Linked DNA regions of Homo sapiens: region 2 is linked to region 1. Evidence: read pairs that join two places in POLR2A ChIA-PET (ENCODE). Cell type or tissue: IMR-90. All regions are shown on one strand.

What was found. ChIA-PET counts read pairs that join two places held together with the same protein. Peaks named below come from ENCODE experiments on the same cell type or tissue, not always from the same donor. Only the 100,000 strongest peaks of a DNase experiment are listed, where the experiment ranks them.
Region 2: POLR2A ChIA-PET joins it to region 1 with 13 read pairs; 4 of 35 experiments call an interaction of 5 or more read pairs at or near these places.

What each region holds. Positions count from the first base shown.
Region 1 is chr3:136,155,427-136,163,426 of GRCh38, reverse strand. All of the region lies in intron 1 of MSL2 (MSL complex subunit 2), which reads left to right. It also overlaps the pseudogene CRIPTOP6. Among named protein-coding and RNA genes, the nearest start is that of MSL2, 37 kb to the left of the region's middle. RefSeq lists an enhancer at 5,575-6,074. In IMR-90, no CTCF peak of the experiment used is centred here; no DNase peak of the experiment used is centred here.
Region 2 is chr3:136,263,147-136,271,146 of GRCh38, reverse strand. All of the region lies in intron 5 of PCCB (propionyl-CoA carboxylase subunit beta), which reads right to left. Among named protein-coding and RNA genes, the nearest start is that of PCCB, 17 kb to the right of the region's middle. In IMR-90, no CTCF peak of the experiment used is centred here; a DNase peak (open chromatin) is centred at 4,466; H3K27ac peaks cover 237 bases.

The sequences.
Region 1 (8,000 bases):
GCTGGGGTTCTTTGTTTCCAGGCCTCTTCAGTGGATAGTGCTAGGAAATACACACACACATAGTGCTAGGAAATACACATTTAAGATTAAAACATGAGTTCATAGTGTTAAGTCCAGTTGAAATTCATTTTAGGGCTACAGGATTTATATTTATATTTATATTTATTTGAGACGGAGTCTCGCTCTGTTGCCCAGGTTGGAGTGCAATGGTGCGATCTCAGCACACTGCATCCTCCACCTCCTGGGTTCAAACAGTTCTCCTGCCGTAGCCTTCCGAGTAGCTGGGATTACAGGCGCCCACCACCATGCCCAGCTAATATGTTGTATTTTTAGTAGAGACGGGGTTTCACCATGTTCACCAGGCTAGTCTTGAACTCCAGGTCTACAGGATTTTTAATGTAACCTTTTCTCTCTTAACAACTTTCCTCCTCCTCCCTACTGAAAAAAAAAAAAAAAATCCAAGTCCTCAAGGCATTAACATTGACTTTTTATCCCACGGTATGCACTAACACTTTTGTAATTATTATCAACACTGCCGCCAACAGTGTGGTTACTGAAAATAAGAAAAATGAGGATTGCAAGGATTGAGCCAATTTTCTGTGTTATAGTCATTCGAAATAGTTACTCTTTGGATTGTTATACCACCAATTTGATATAAAATTATGGTTACTTTATTTTGGTTTTCAGAGATTTCATGTAACATTTTGGTTTTGTTACACTATTATATAAAATATTTACATGGTTTGAAAGTAAAATCTATAAGACAGATTAAACTCAGAGCAGTGTTTTCCTATTTCACTTTGTTCTGTCTCTCCCTCCTAATTGGTAGCCCTTTTATTTTGTTTTTGAGACAGGTGCAGGCTCTGTTGCCCAGGCTGGACCGCAGTGGCGCAATCTCGGCTCACTGCAACCTCTGGCCCAGGCTCAAGCCATCGTCTCATCTTAGCCTCTTGAGTAGCTGGGACTAAGGTGCGTGCCAGCGTCCATGGCTAATTTTTTTTATTTTTTGTAGAGATGGGGTTTTGCCATATTGCCCAGGCTGGTTTCTAACTCCTGAGATAAGTGATCTGCCTACGCTGGCCTCTCAAACTGCTGGGATTACAGGTGTGAGCCACCACACCTGGCCTGGTAGCCCTCTTTTTTTTTTTTTTTTAAAAACCTTATGGTTTATCTTTTCAAATGCATATATAGGGCCAGGTGTTGTGGCTCATGCCTGTAATCCCAGCACTTTGGGAGGCTGAGGTGTGTGGATCACGAGGTCAGGAGTTCGAGACCAGCCTGACCAACATGGTGAGACCCCGTCTCTACTAAAAATAAAAAATTAACCAGGCGTGGTGGCGGGCACCTGTAAATCCCAGCTACTCGGGAGACTGAGGCAGGAGAATTGCTTGAACCCAGGAGGCAGAGGTTGTAGTGAGCCGAGATCACGCCACTGTGCTCTAGCCTGGGCGACAGAGAAAGACTCCGTCTTGAGAAAAAAAAAATGCATATATATGTATTTTTTTCCCTTCCTATCCCTTGTGTCCTTCCTTAGATGAAGCTAAGGACACTCTTTAAGGGATCCTTGCATTGGCATTAGGTAGAAGGTTGGATTCTGTAACTATTGGTGCCTTGTCTTAAAGTGTTATTTTTAAATTTTAGAGTTGTGTAACCATCACCACTATCTGATTTTAGAACACTTTCATCCCCCTAAAAGGTTCCATTGTGCCCATTTACTGTTAATGACTGCTCCACTCTCAGCCCTAGGCAACCACTGTTTTTCTGCTTTCCTATCATTTCTGGGCATTTTATATAAATGGAATTATGCAATAATGTACTCTTGTATCTGCTTCTTTCACTTAGCAAATGTTTTGGAAGTTCATCCATGTTGTGGCATGTACCAATACTTTATTCCTTTAAATTGCTGAACTCCATTGCATGAATATACATTTTGTTTATCTACTCACCAATTAATGGACATTTGGATTGTGTCTAATTTTTGGCCATTAGGAATCATGCTGCTGTGCACATTCACATACGTTTTTCTGTGTGGATATGTTTTTATTTCTCTTTAGGTAGGTTCCTAGGAGTAGAATTTTGCTGGTTTCTATGGTAAATTTGTGTCTTAACTTTTTAAGAAACTACCAAACTGTATTTCAGTGTGATTGTTGTACCTGTTTTACATTTTACGAGCAGTATATAAGGGTTCCAGTTTCTTCACATCTTTGCCAACTTTTGGCATTGTTGTTTTGAATTTAGCCATTCTAATGGGTGGGCAGTAGTGTGCCACAGTTTTACTTTGACTAATAATATTGAGCATATTTTCATGTGCTTATGGTCATTCATTTTACTTTATTTTTTGAGATGGAACCTTTGCTCTGTCGTCAGGCTGGAGTGCAGTGGCGCTCTCTTGGCTCACTGCAACCTCCGCCTCCCGGGTTCAAGTGATTCCCCTGCCTCAGCCTCCCGAGTAGCTGGGATTACAGGCATGCACCACCATGCCTGGCTAATTTTTTGTATTTTAGTAGAGATGGGGTTTCACCGTGTCGGCCAGGATCGTCTCGATCTCCTGACCTCGTGATCTGCCCATCTTGTCCTCCTAAAGTGCTGGGATTACTGGTGTGAGCCACTGTGCCCGGCTGGTCATTCATATATTTTCTTTGGTGAAATGTTTATTCAGATTTTTGCTTTTAAAATTATATTGTCATTTTACCGATTTGAATTTTTTTTTTTTTAATTGAGATGGAGGCTTGCTGTGTCTCCCAGGCTGGAGTGCAATGGCATGGTCTCGGCTCGCTGCACCTCCGCCTCCTGAGTTCAAGCGATTCTCCTGCCTCAGCCTCCTGAGTAGCTGGGACTACAGGTGCATGCCACCACAGCCAGCTAATTTTTGTATTTTTAGTGGAGATGGGGTTTTACTGTGTTGGCCAGGCTGGTCTCGAACTCCTGAACTGCCCGCCTCGGCCTTCCGAAGTGCTGGGAGTGAGCCCCCACGCCTGGCTTGCATTGTTTTTTTTTTTTTAATTGTGATTTGCAAATATTTTCTCTCAGTCTGTGGTTTATTTTTGATCTCCCTCCCTCCCTCCCTCCCTCCCTCCCTCCCTCCCTCCTTCCTTCCCTCCTTCCCTCCCTCCCTCCTTCCTTCCCTCTTTTTTTTTTTTTTTTTTTTTTTGAGACAGAGTCTTTCTCTGTCGCCCAAGCTGGAGTGCATTGGCACCATCTTGGCTCACTGCAACCTCTGCTTCTCAGATTCAAGCAATTCTCCTGCCCCAGACTCCTGAGTAGCTGGGACTACAGGCGTGTGCCATCACGCCTAGCTAATTTTATTTTATATTTTTAGTAGAGACAGGGTTTTGCCACATTGGCCAGGCTGGTCTTGAACTCCTGACCTCACGTGATCTGCCCACCTTAGCCTCCCAAAGTGCTGGGATTACAGGTGTGAACCACCTCGCCTGACCATTTTTTCATTTTCTTAATGGTGTCTTTTGTTGAAGCACAGTAAGTTTTTAATTTTGAGAAAATCCATTTAACTATTTTTTTTTCCTTTTTGTGAATTGTGCATTTGATGTCACGTATAAGAACACTTTGGCCAATAGAAAGTTACAAAGATTTTCTTCTCCGTTTTCTTCTAGAATTTCTATATTTTAGCTCTTACATTTAGGTTTGTGATCATTTTAATTTTTGTGTATGTTGTGAGGTAAGGGTATAAGTTTGTTTTTTTCCTTTTGGCATTTGGATATCAAATTGTTTCACATGGTATGTTGAAAATACTCTCCTTGGCCAGGCGTGGTGGCTCACGCCTGTAATCGCAGCACTTTGGGAGGCCGAGGCGGGCGGATCACGAGGCCAGGAGATCAAGACCATCCTGGCTAACACGGTGAAACCTCGTCTCTACTAAAAATGCAAAAAAAAAAAAAATAGCTGGGCGTGGTGGCGGGCGCCTGTAGTCCCAGCTACTCGGGAGGCTGAGGCAGGAGAACGGTGTGAACCCGAGAGGCGGAGCTTGCAGTGAGCCGAGATGGCACCACTGCACTCCAGCCTGGGCGACAGAGCGAGAATCCGTCTCAAAAAAAAAAAAAAAAAAAAAAAAAAAGAAAGTACTCTCCTTTCCCCATTGAATCATCTGGATACCCTGTCGCACAAATTGGTTGACCATAAATGTAATAATTTGTTTCTGGACTCTGAATTCTGTTCCACTGATGCATGTGTCTATACTTTTGTCATTACCACACTGTCTTGATTACTATGGCTTTATAGTAAAATTTGGAATTTGGTAGTGTAAGTCCTGTAATTTTGTTGTTTTTCAAAGTTGTTTTGCCTGTCCTCTGTGATTCCATATGAATTTTAGGATCAGCCTGTCAATTTCTTTAAGAAAAAAAGCTGCCTGGGATTAAAGATTGCATTGAACTTACAGACACATCAATTTTGGGGAAAACTGCCATCTTGACAATATATTGGTAGTCTTCTAATCCATGAACATGTCTGTTTAGATACTCTTTAATTTCTTTCAGCTGTGTTTTGTAGTGCTGAGTGTAGAAGTCTTTGTTAAAGTTTTTCTAAATATTTTAAGTATATTCTTGATGCTATTGTGAATGGAATTTTAAAAAATTAGTTTGTTCATTCCTAGCATATAGAAATGGAAAATGCAGTGGACTTTTGTATATATTGTTTGTGCTATGACCTTGCTAAATTTGCTTATTGGTACTAGTAGTTTGCGTGTGTGCGTTTTTTGAGATTTTCTGTAAGCAGAATTGTGTAATCCATTACTAAAACAATTTTACTTGTTTCTTTTTAGTCTTGATGCCTTTTTTTTTCTTTTCCTTTTGAACCTTACTGCACCAGCTAGAACAAGTACAATTTTGAAAAGAAGTGGCAACAGCAGGCATCCTTTCCTTGTTCCTGATCTTTGGAAGGAAAGCGTTGTGTTTTACCTTTAAGTAAAGTTGGCTTTAGATTTTTTGGTGCCCACCACCATCAAGTTAAAGAAGTTCAATTTCTCGTTTGTGAATTTGTGTGTGTGTGTGAATAGGTATTGTATTATATGTTGTGGAATTCTCTTGAATGTTTTGTTATGGATTTTGTCATGTTTATGGGAGATTTTGGTTTGTATTTTCTTTTTTTTTTTTTTAATTTTAATTTTTTTGAGATGATTTAGTTGCCCAGGCTGGAGTGCAGTGGCATGATCTCGGCTCACCGCAGCCTCCGCCTCCTGGATTGAAGCGATTCTCCTGCCTCAGCCTCCTGAGTAGCTGGGATTACAGGCATGCGCCACCACGCCCGGCTAATTTTTGCATTTTTAGTAGAGATGGGGTTTCTCCATGTTGGTCAGGCTGGTCTCGAACTCCCCACTTCAGGTGATCCGCCCACCTTGGCCTCCCAAAGTGTTGGGATTACAGGCGTGAGCCACTGCTCCCGGCGGTTTGTATTTTCTTTTGTCTGGTGGCCTTGTTTTCTTTCATAGTAGTTACTGGCCTTTAAATATGAGTTGGGAAGTGTTTTCTCCTCCTCTATGTTTGGGTGTTATTCCTTTTTAATTATTTGTTAGAATTTACCAGTGAAGGCATTTAGCCCTGGAGTCTTCTTTTGAGGAAAATCTTCAGTGGCTATTTAAAACTTTTATTACAGGTCTATTCAGTTTTAAAACTTTTTCTCCAGTGAATTTTGGTCATTTGTGTCTTTAGAGAAATGTATCCATTTCATCGAAGTAGTCTAAAATTGTTGGCATAAAGTTGTTCATAGGGCTTCCTTAATTCTTCACATTTTGTAGGGCACTAGTGATACTCTGACTCCTTTCATTTCTAATTTTGGTAATTTGTATTCTTGTTTTCTTTGATCTTTTAAAACAACCAACTTTTGGTGTTATTTATTTTTCTCTTTGGTTTTTCTGCTTTCTCTTGTATTGGTTTCTGCCCTAATCTGTATTCATTTATTTATTTTCGTTTTTTTGAGTTGGAGTCTGGCTCTGTCGCCCAGGCTGGAGTTGAGTGGCACTATCTTGGCTCACTGCAACCTCTCCTCCCAGGTTCAAGCAGTTCTCCTGCCTCAGTCTCTGAGTAGCTGGGATTACAGGTGTTCACCACCCTTGGATAATTTTTGTATTTTTAGTAGAGACAGGGTTTTACCATATTGGCCAGGCTGGTGTCGAACTCCTGACCTCAGGTGATTGGCCCGCCTTCCTGACCTCAGGTGATCGGCCCGCCTTCCTGACCTCAGGTGATCGGCCCGCCTTCCTGACCTCAGGTGATCAGCCCACCTTGGCCTCCCAAAGTGATGAGATTACAGGTGTGAGCCACTGTGGCCTGCTCTAATCTTCATTATTTGCTTTAACCTGATTAGTTTGGGATTCCTATTAAGGTGAAAGAAAGCTTTGGTTATTGACTTGAGACTTTGCTTTTTTATTTTTTATATTTTCTATTTTTACTGTGCATACACATATATACAGTGTGTTTTAAAAATGGGCTTTACAATATGTAGTTTTATCACTCGGTTTACAACTAAATATATTGTGAACATTTTCTCTTCTTCAACAGTTAAAAGGATTGCATAGCTTGGAGGAAACATAATTTATTTATTTATTTAGTTTGTTTGCTTTTGAGATGGAGTCTGGCTCTGTCGCCCAGGCTGGAGTGCAGTGGCGCCATCTTGGCTCACTGCAAGCTCCGCCTCCTGGGTTCACGCTATTCTCCTGCCTCAGCCTCCCGAGTAGCTGGGACTACAGGCGGCTGCCACCACGCCCGGCTAATTTTTTGTATTGATGGGGTTTCACCGTGTTAGCCAGGATGGTCTCAATCTCCTGACCTCGTGATCCGCCTGCCTTGGCCTCCCAAGGTGCTGGATTACAGGCGTGAGCCACTGTGCCCGGCCAGAAACATAATTTATTAAGCCATCTTGTTGGGGATATTGAGGCATAATTTTTTTTCTAAGGAGACTTCATTCTTTTTACAATGCTTTTGGGAAAAAAGGGGGAGCCCTTGTCTTATATAGCTTTCTGTAGATGATGGAAACTTGCCTTTCCATTTAGCCTTTTAACTTGCTTCTCTACACCCACCTAATCACCAGTCAAGTAACCCATTTTATGTTTTCCAACCTCCCTCTCCCATTTGCTTCCCATTTCCTTCCACATGCAGACGGACTTCCATTACTTCAGCACTCTGGTTCCTCCCCTTAAAGAGGCTTTTTTTCCTTTTAGAGACTACTTTGATTTTGATCAGCTGTACTCAAAACTGTATCCTAAGTTTCGCATTAGGATTAATCTTTAATAATCTGAAGATATAATTCAGTTGTTTAAAAGAACATATTAAGAAGACCTTGGTAGAATTACATGTATCAAGAAATACTGGACTCCAGCACAGTGGAGATATAGCTGATTTCCTTTTGAAAAAGGTAGTTTTTTGGGGGAGGGCAGGGCAGAGAGGTAAGAAGTAGTTGGTACTATAAGGAAATGTTAGAGACCATTATGGAAATGTATTCATTATTTTAAAGCATAAGAGTGGTACATGCAGACAGTAGTAGTTCTGGAGTATTGGAAACCATGAGGTGCTCATCCATCACAAGGCCATCACAGCCAGGTAGAAATGCCTGAGGAAAGCAGCGGAGCTGGCCATGCCAGCATTTACACATAGAACAGTTCTTGGGCAGCCGGGTGTCACGGGGCACAGACCCACAGTTCTCTTTGCATACGTACATGGTGCTCACAATTCCGTCTGTAGAAGGAGGGGAAGCAGGCACAAAAGGACCCCAGCATACAAGTTCCCCCCATTCAGGCAGCAGGTTTTGTTTAGCTCGTTACTGTCCTGTATCCCCATGGGCGGCACAGGTTGGGAAGGCTGAGGATGAAAAGCAGGCTCCTCTTGGGGTTGAATGCTGTCATCTCTGAAGGCCAGGTCTCCCTGAGATGGACACCCCTTTCTTTTTTTAAATTTATTTATTTATTTTTTTGAGGTGGAGTTTTGCTCTTATTGCCCAGGCTTGGAGTGCAATGAATGGCACGATCTCCGCTCACTGCAACCTCTGCCTCCCAG
Region 2 (8,000 bases), 110 kb before region 1:
AAAAATAAATGGGACCTAATTAAACTAAAAAGCTTCTGCACAGCAAAAGAAGTAATCAGCAAAGAGCCAACTCACAGAGCTGGAGAAAATATTTGCAAACTATGCACCTGACAAAGGACCAGTATGCAGAATCTACAAGGAACTCAAATCAGCAAGAAAAAATAATCCCATCAAAAAGTAGGCAAAGGACATGAATAGACATTTCTCAAAAGAAGATATACAAATGGCCAACAAACATGAAACAAAATGCTCACATCACTATCAGGAAAATGCAAATGAAAACCACAATGAGATACCACCTTACTCCTACAAAAACGGCCATAATTAAAAAGTCAAAAAACAGCCGGGCGCAGGGGCTCATGCCTGTAATCCCAGTAATTTGGGAGGCCAAGGCAGGTGGATCACCTGAGGCCAGGAGTTTGAGACCAGCCTGACCAATATGGTGAAACCCTGTCTCTACTACAAATACAAAAATTAGATGGGTGTAGTGGCGTGTGCCTGTAGTCCCAGCTACTCGGGAGGCTGAGACAGGAGAACTGCTTTAACCCACAAGGTGGAGACTGCAGTGAGCCGAGATCGCGCCATTGTACTCCAGCCTGAGAAACAGAGCAAGACTCTGCCTACAGCGGGAAAAAAAAAAATGTCAAAAAACAACAGATGTGGCCGGGCACTTCATGTAACTTGTGTGAGTGTTCTGTCTTACTGAAATCAGAAAAGTTCATAACCAGTGCATAGGGAACCTACCTCACAGAGGCAACCCTTCCAACTCATTCTATGAGGTGAGAATTACTGTAATACCAAAACCAAAAGAAAAAATCACAAGGTAACTGTAGGTCAATGTTTCTTACTAATATTGATTCAAAAGTACTCAAGGAAATACTGGCAGAGCCCAGCACCTTCCAAAAAAGGATGATATACCATGACCAAGTAGGATTTATCACAGAAATACAAGGTTGGTTTAACATTCTAAAAACCAGTAATGTTACATACCATATCATTAGAATAAAGAACAAAAAACACATGATTATCTCACAGATGCAGAAAAAAGCATTTGACAATATTAAATACCCTTCATGATAAAAACACTCAAAAAATTAGAAGTAGAAAGGAACTTCCTCAACCTTCAAGAGAATGTCCAAAAAAAAAAAAAAAACACACACCAGTTAACATCATGCTTAATGGTGAAGAATGAATGCTTTCTCCTTAAGATTAGGAACAAGACAAGGATGTCCACTCTTATTTTTTTTTTTTTTTTTTTTTTGAGACAGAGTCTCACTCTGTCACCCAGGCTGGAGTGCAGTAGCACGATCTCGGCTCACTACAGGCTCCGCCTCCCGGGTTCACGGCATTCTCCTGCCTCAGCCTCCCGAGTAGCTGGGACTACAGGCACCCGCCACCACACCCGGCTAATTTTTTTGTATTTTTAGTAAAGACAGGGTTTCACCGTGTTAGCCAGGATGGTCTCTATCTCCTGACCTCGTGATATGCCCACCTCGGCCTCCCAAAGTGCTGGGATCACAGGCGTGAGCCACCGCACCCGGCCAAGGATGTCCACTCTTACCACTTCTACTTAACACTGTACTACAGGTTCTAAGCAGAGCAATTAGCAAGAAAAAGAAATAAAAGGCATCCAGATTAGAAAGGAATAAGTAAAACTGCCTCTATTTGCAGAAGACATGATTGTGTATATAGAAAATCCAAAGAAATACACACATACACACACACCCCCTATTCAAGCTAATACACAACCTCAGCAAAGCAGTATACAAGATCAACATATGAAAATCAATTGTATCTCTATACATTTGCAAAGAATCCAAATAGGAAATTAACAAGATAATTCCATTCTAAATAGCATCACAAAGAGTAAAATATTTTGTTTTGTTTTGAGACGGAGTCTTGCTCTGTCACCCAGGCTGGAGTCTGCAACCTCCGCCTCCTGGATTCAAGCGATTCTCCTGCCTCAGCCTTCTGAGTAGCTGGGATTACAGGCATGCACCACAACACCTGGCTAATTTTTGTATTTTTAGTAGAGACAGGGTTTCACTATGTTAGCCAGGCTAGTCTCGAACTTGTGACCTCAGGTGATCCCCCTGCCTTGGCCTCCCCAAGTGCTAGGATTACAGGCGTGAGCCACTGCACCTGGCCAGAGTGAAATATTTTAGGTATAAGTTTAACAAAAGAAGTGCAAGACAGGTATGCTGCAAATTACAAAATATTGCTGAGACAAAGTATAGAGCTACATAAACAGAGAAACATTCCATCTACGTGGAGTGGAAGACTCAATATGTTAGGATGTAAATTCTCACCAAATTCATCTACAGACTCAATGCAGTTCCTATCAAATCTCAGCAGGCATTTTTGTAGAGTTAAGAGCTGATCGGGCTGGGTGCGGTGGCTCACGCTTGTAATCCCAGCATTTTCAGAGGCCGAGGCGGGTGGATCACCTGAGATCAGGTGTTCAAGACCAGCCTGACTAACATGGTGAAACCCTATCTCCACTAAAAATACAAAAATTAGCTAGGTGTGCTGGCACGTGACTGTAATCCCAGCTACTCGGGAGGCTGAGGCAGGAGAATCGCTTGAACCCAGGAGGTGGAGGTTGCAGTGAGCTGAGATCATGCCACTGTGCTCCAGCCTGGGCTACAAAGCGAGACTACATCTAAAAAAAAAAAAAAAAACCAAGTTGGAGGATTTTACACAACTTCAAAACTCCTATAAACTACAGTAATCAAGACAGTGTGGTTCTATTTTAAGGACAGACATAGAACAATGGAAGAACTGAGAGTTCAGAAACAAACCCTTACATTTATGATCAACTGATATTTTTATCAATGTGTCAAGACAATTCAATGGGGAAAGAATAGTTATGTCAATTAATGGTGGGAGACAAGAGTGATGTTAGACTCTTCTGTCACACCATATACAAAAATTAACTCAAAATGGATCACAGACCTACTATAAGAAAGCTGGCTGGGCTCTCTTATATGTACTTGTGTATGTAGATATATATATATATATATACATATATATATATATATATATATATATATATATATCTACACACACACACACACACACGCACACACACACACACTAGCCAGGTTTGGTGGCAGGCACCCATAATCCCTGAGATAGCGCCATTGCACTCCATCCTGGGCGACAAGAGTGAAACTCCATCTCAAAAAAAAAAAAAAAAAAAGAGCCAAACCTACAAAAAAAACTCCATGAAGAAAACAAAATCTTCATGACTTTGTATTACAAGTTTTTACATATGACAATAGAAGCATGACCCACAAAAGAAAACTTGATAAACTGGACTTCAAAATTAAAAACTTCTCCACCTCAAAAGCCACCAGAGGCTGGGCACATCGGCTCATGCCAGTAACACCAGCACTCTAGGAAGCCGAGGTAGGAGGACAGTTTAAGTCCAGAAGTTTGAGAACAGCCTGGGCAACATAGTGGGACCCTCACCTCTACAAATAATGAAAAAAAATTGCCAGATGTGGTAGCATGTGCCTGTGGTCTCAGCTACTCAGGAGGATGAGGCAGGAGGACTGCCTGACCCCGGGAAGTCCAGGCTGCAGTGAGCCATGATTACACCACTACACTTCAGCCTGGGTGACAGAGTGAGACCCTAGCTCAAAAAAAAAGCCACCACAGGCTTGGGGCAGTGGCTTGTAATCCCTGCACTTCGGGATGCCGAGGCAGATCGCTTGAGACCAGGAGTTCAAGACCAGGCTGGGCAATGTAGTAAGACCCCATCTCTACACACAAAAGAAATTTTTCAAAAATTAGCTGGGTGTACTAGTGTGTGCCTATAGTCCTAGCTACTCCGTAGGCTAAGGCAGGAGGATTGCTTGAGCCCAGAGTTCAAGGCTGCAGTGAGCTGTGATTGCACTAACGCACTCTAGCCCAGGCAACAGAGCAAGACCCTGTCTCTAAAAAATAAAATAAAAATAGGCTGAGTGTGCTGGCTCACGCCTGTAACCCCAGCACTTTTAGAGGCCAAGGGAGGCAGATCACCTGAGCTCAGGAGTTCAAGACCAGCCTGGGCAACATGGTGAAACCCTATCTCTACTAAAAATACAAAGAAATTAGCTGGACGTGGTGGCATGCACCTGTAATCCCAGCTACTTGGGTGACTGAGGCACGAGAATCACTTGAACCCAGGAAGTGGAGGTTGCAGTGAGCTAAGATCACACCACTGAACTCCAGCCTGGAGGACAGGGTGAGGCTGTCTCAAAAAATAAAAAATAAAAATAAAAATAAAGCTACCACTAAGAAAGAAAAGACAAGCCACAGACTGGGAGAAAATACTTACAAATCATATATATGATAAAGGACTTGTATCCAGAATATATGAAGAACTCTTACAACTCAAAAACCCAATTACGAGATGGACAAAAGATCTGAATAGACATTTCAGCAAAGAAGGTTTACAAATGACTAATATGTACATAAAGATGCTCAACATGATTAGTCATCTGAGAAATGCAAACTAGAACTACAGTGAGATACCATTACACACCACTAAAATGGCTATAGTCAAAAAGACTGGACCAGGCACAGTGGCTCACGCCTGTAATTCCAACACTTTGGGAGGTTGAGGCAGGAGGATCGCTTGACCCCAGGAGGTCGAGGCTGCAGTGAGCTGTGATCATGCCACTGTACTCCAGCCTGAACAACAGAGTGAGACCCTGTCTCAAAAAAAGACTGGCTGGGTGCGGTGGCTCACGCCTGTAATCCCAGCACTTTGGGAGGCCAAGGCAGATGGATCGTTTGAAGTCAGGAGTTCAAGACCAGCCTGGCCAACATGGTGAAACCCTGTCTCCACTAAAAATACCAAAATTAGCCAGCCATGGTGGCACATGCCTGTAATCCCAGCTGCTCGGGAGGCAGAGGCAGGGCAATCACTTGAACCTGGGAGGCAGAGGTTACAGTGAGCCCAGACTGCACCATAGCACTCCAGCCTGGGCCACAGAGTGAGACTCCATCTCAAAAAAAAAAAAAAACCAAGGCTGGGCATGGTGGTGGCTCACACCTGTAATCCCAGCACTTTGGGAGGCTGAGGTGGGCAGATCACGAGGTCAGGAGATCGAGACCATCCTAGCTAACATGGTGAAACCCAGTCTCTACTAAAAATACAAAAAATTAGCCGGGCGTGATGGCAGGTGCCTGTAGTCCCAGCTACTCGGGAGGCTCAGGCAGGAGAATGGCGTGAACCCAGGAGGTGGAGCTTGCAGTGAGCCGAGATCGCACCACTGCACTCCAGCCTGGGCGACAGGGCAAGACTCTGTCTCAAAAAAAAAAAAACAAAAAAAGACTGACAATACCAAGTATCAACAAAGATATGGAGAACCTGCAACCCTGAACACATTGCTCATGGTAATGTAAATGGTTTAGTTGTTTTGGAAAACCATCTGGCAATTTCTTAAAAAGTTATAAACAAGCTTATCATAAAACCTACAATCCCACTCTTAGGTACCTATCTATCCAAGGGTTATGAAAACATATATCCACACAAAGTAATACACAAATGTTCACAGTAGCATTTACTCATGATAGCCAGGAACCAGAAACAATCCAAATATCCTTCAACTGGTAAATGATGAAAATACATAAAATATTCAATAGATATTATTCACCAATAAAAAGGAACAAACTGATACATATTACAATATAAATGAACCTCAAAAAACATGGTGCTTAGTGAAAGGAGTCAGATGGAAAAATTTGTAAAATAAGAAAGTTGGGTGAGGAATTGACTGTGGTTAGGTGGGAACTGACTGCAAACAGGCAAGAAGGTATTTTTGGAGTGAGTGGCAGGTTTGAAAACTAGATTATGGCTGTACAACTCTAAAAATTAATTTAAAATTACTGAATTATATTTTCACAATGGGTGGATTTTATGGTTTGTAAATTATATCTCAATAAAGCTACTTTTCTTTTTTGAGATGGAGTCTCGCTCTGTCACCCAGGCTGGAGTGCAGTGGCATGATCTCAGTTCACTGCAACCTCCACCTCTCAGGTTCGAGCAATTCCCTGCCTCAGCCTCCCGAGTAGCTGGGATTACAGGCGCTCGCCATCACGCCCGCCTAATTTTTGTATTTTTAGTAGAGACAGGGTTTCACCATCTTGGCCAGGCTGGTCTTGAACTCCTGACCTAGTGATCCACCCACCTCGGCCTCCCAAAGTGCTGGGATCACAGGCATGAGCCACCGTGCCCGGCCCTATTAAGCATTAAGCTCTTTTTTTTTTTTTTTTTTTTTGAGACGGAGTCTTGCTCTGTCGCCCAGGCTAGAGCGCGGTGGCGCAATCTTGGCTGACTGCAAGCTCTGCCTCCCGGGTTCATGCCGTTCTCCTGCCTCAGCCTCCCAAGTAGCTGGGACTACAGGCGCCCGCCACCACACCTGGCTAATTTTTTGTTTTTTTTTAGTAGAGATGGGGTTTCACCGTGTTAGCCAGGACGGTCTTGATCTCCTGACCTCGTGATCCACCTGCCTCGGCCTCCCAAAGTGCTGGGATCATAGGTGTGAGCCACCACACCTGGCCAAAGCTATTTTTTAAAATATCAAGATCATGGAGAACAAAGACAGGAACTGCTCCAGATCAAAAAAGATTAAAAAGAGATAACATCTAAAGTCAATGCTTTATTCTGGATTGGATCCTGGCCAGGAGGAACATATATATATATACATATATACACACACACATATATATGAGAGACAGAGACAGAAAGAGCGAGAGCGCGCACATAGAAAGTGCACACATGCCCAGAGCACACACTATAAAGGACTTAAGTCCTGAATAAGGATAATGAATTAGAATAACATCGATGAATCGATGTTAAATTTCCTGATTTTTATTACTGTATTCTGGTTATTTAAGAGAATATCTTTATTCTTTAGAAATACCCAATGAAGAACTTAGGAGGTAAAGAAGACATAGTATCTCCAATTTATTCTCAAATATTTCAGAAAAATGTAACATGCAAATATGTATATATGGAGAGAGAATAACAGAACAAATGGAGAAAATGTAAACAACTGGTGAATCTGGGAAAAGGACATATAGGAGTTCCCATACTATTCTTGTCATTTTTCTGTGAAGTTTGAATTTTTTTTTTTTTTTTGAGACAGAGTCTTGCTCTGTCACCCAGGTTGGAGTGCAATGGCACAATCTTGGCTCACTGTAACCTCTGTCTCCCAGGTTCAAGCAGTTGTCCCACCTCAGCCTCCTGAGTAGTTGGGATTACAGGCATGTGCCACCATGCCCAGCTAATTTTTGTATTTTTAATAGAGACAGGATTTCACCATGTTGGCCAGGCTGGTCTTGAACTCCTGACGTCAAGAGATCTACCTGCCTTGGCCTCCCAAAGTGCTGAGACTGCAGGTGTGAGCCACCGTGCCCAGGCTGAAGTTTGAAATTTTATCAAAATAAAAAGTTACCAAAAAATAACACAGGCAGGAATAAGTGAGTGGAGGTATCAATATGACAAGCAGCATTAGTAAGCAATTAATTAAGCAATGAAGATCTGAAAGTAAAGACTAGCCCTTGAAAACAAAAATTAAAAGCCAGGCGTGGTGACTCACTCCTGTAATCCCAGCACTTTGGGAGGCAAACGCAGGCCAATCGCTTGAGTCCAGAAGTTCAAGATAAGCCTGCGCAGCATGGCAAAACCCCGCCTCTATAAAAAAAATACAAAAAAAAATTCACCGGATGTGGTGGTGCATGCCTGTGGTGCCAGCTATTCAGGAGACTGAGGTGGGATGATCGCTTGAGCCCAGGAGGCTGAGGTTGCAGTGAGCAGAGATCATGCCACTGCATTCCAGCCTGGCCAACCAAGACACTGTCTCTAAATAAATAAATATTAAAAAAAAAAAAAAAAACCAGCTGGGCGCGGTGGCTCACACCTGTAATCCCAGCACTTTAGGAGGCCGAGGTGGGCGGATCACAAGGTCAGGAGTTCGAGACCAACCTGGCTAATATGGTGAAAC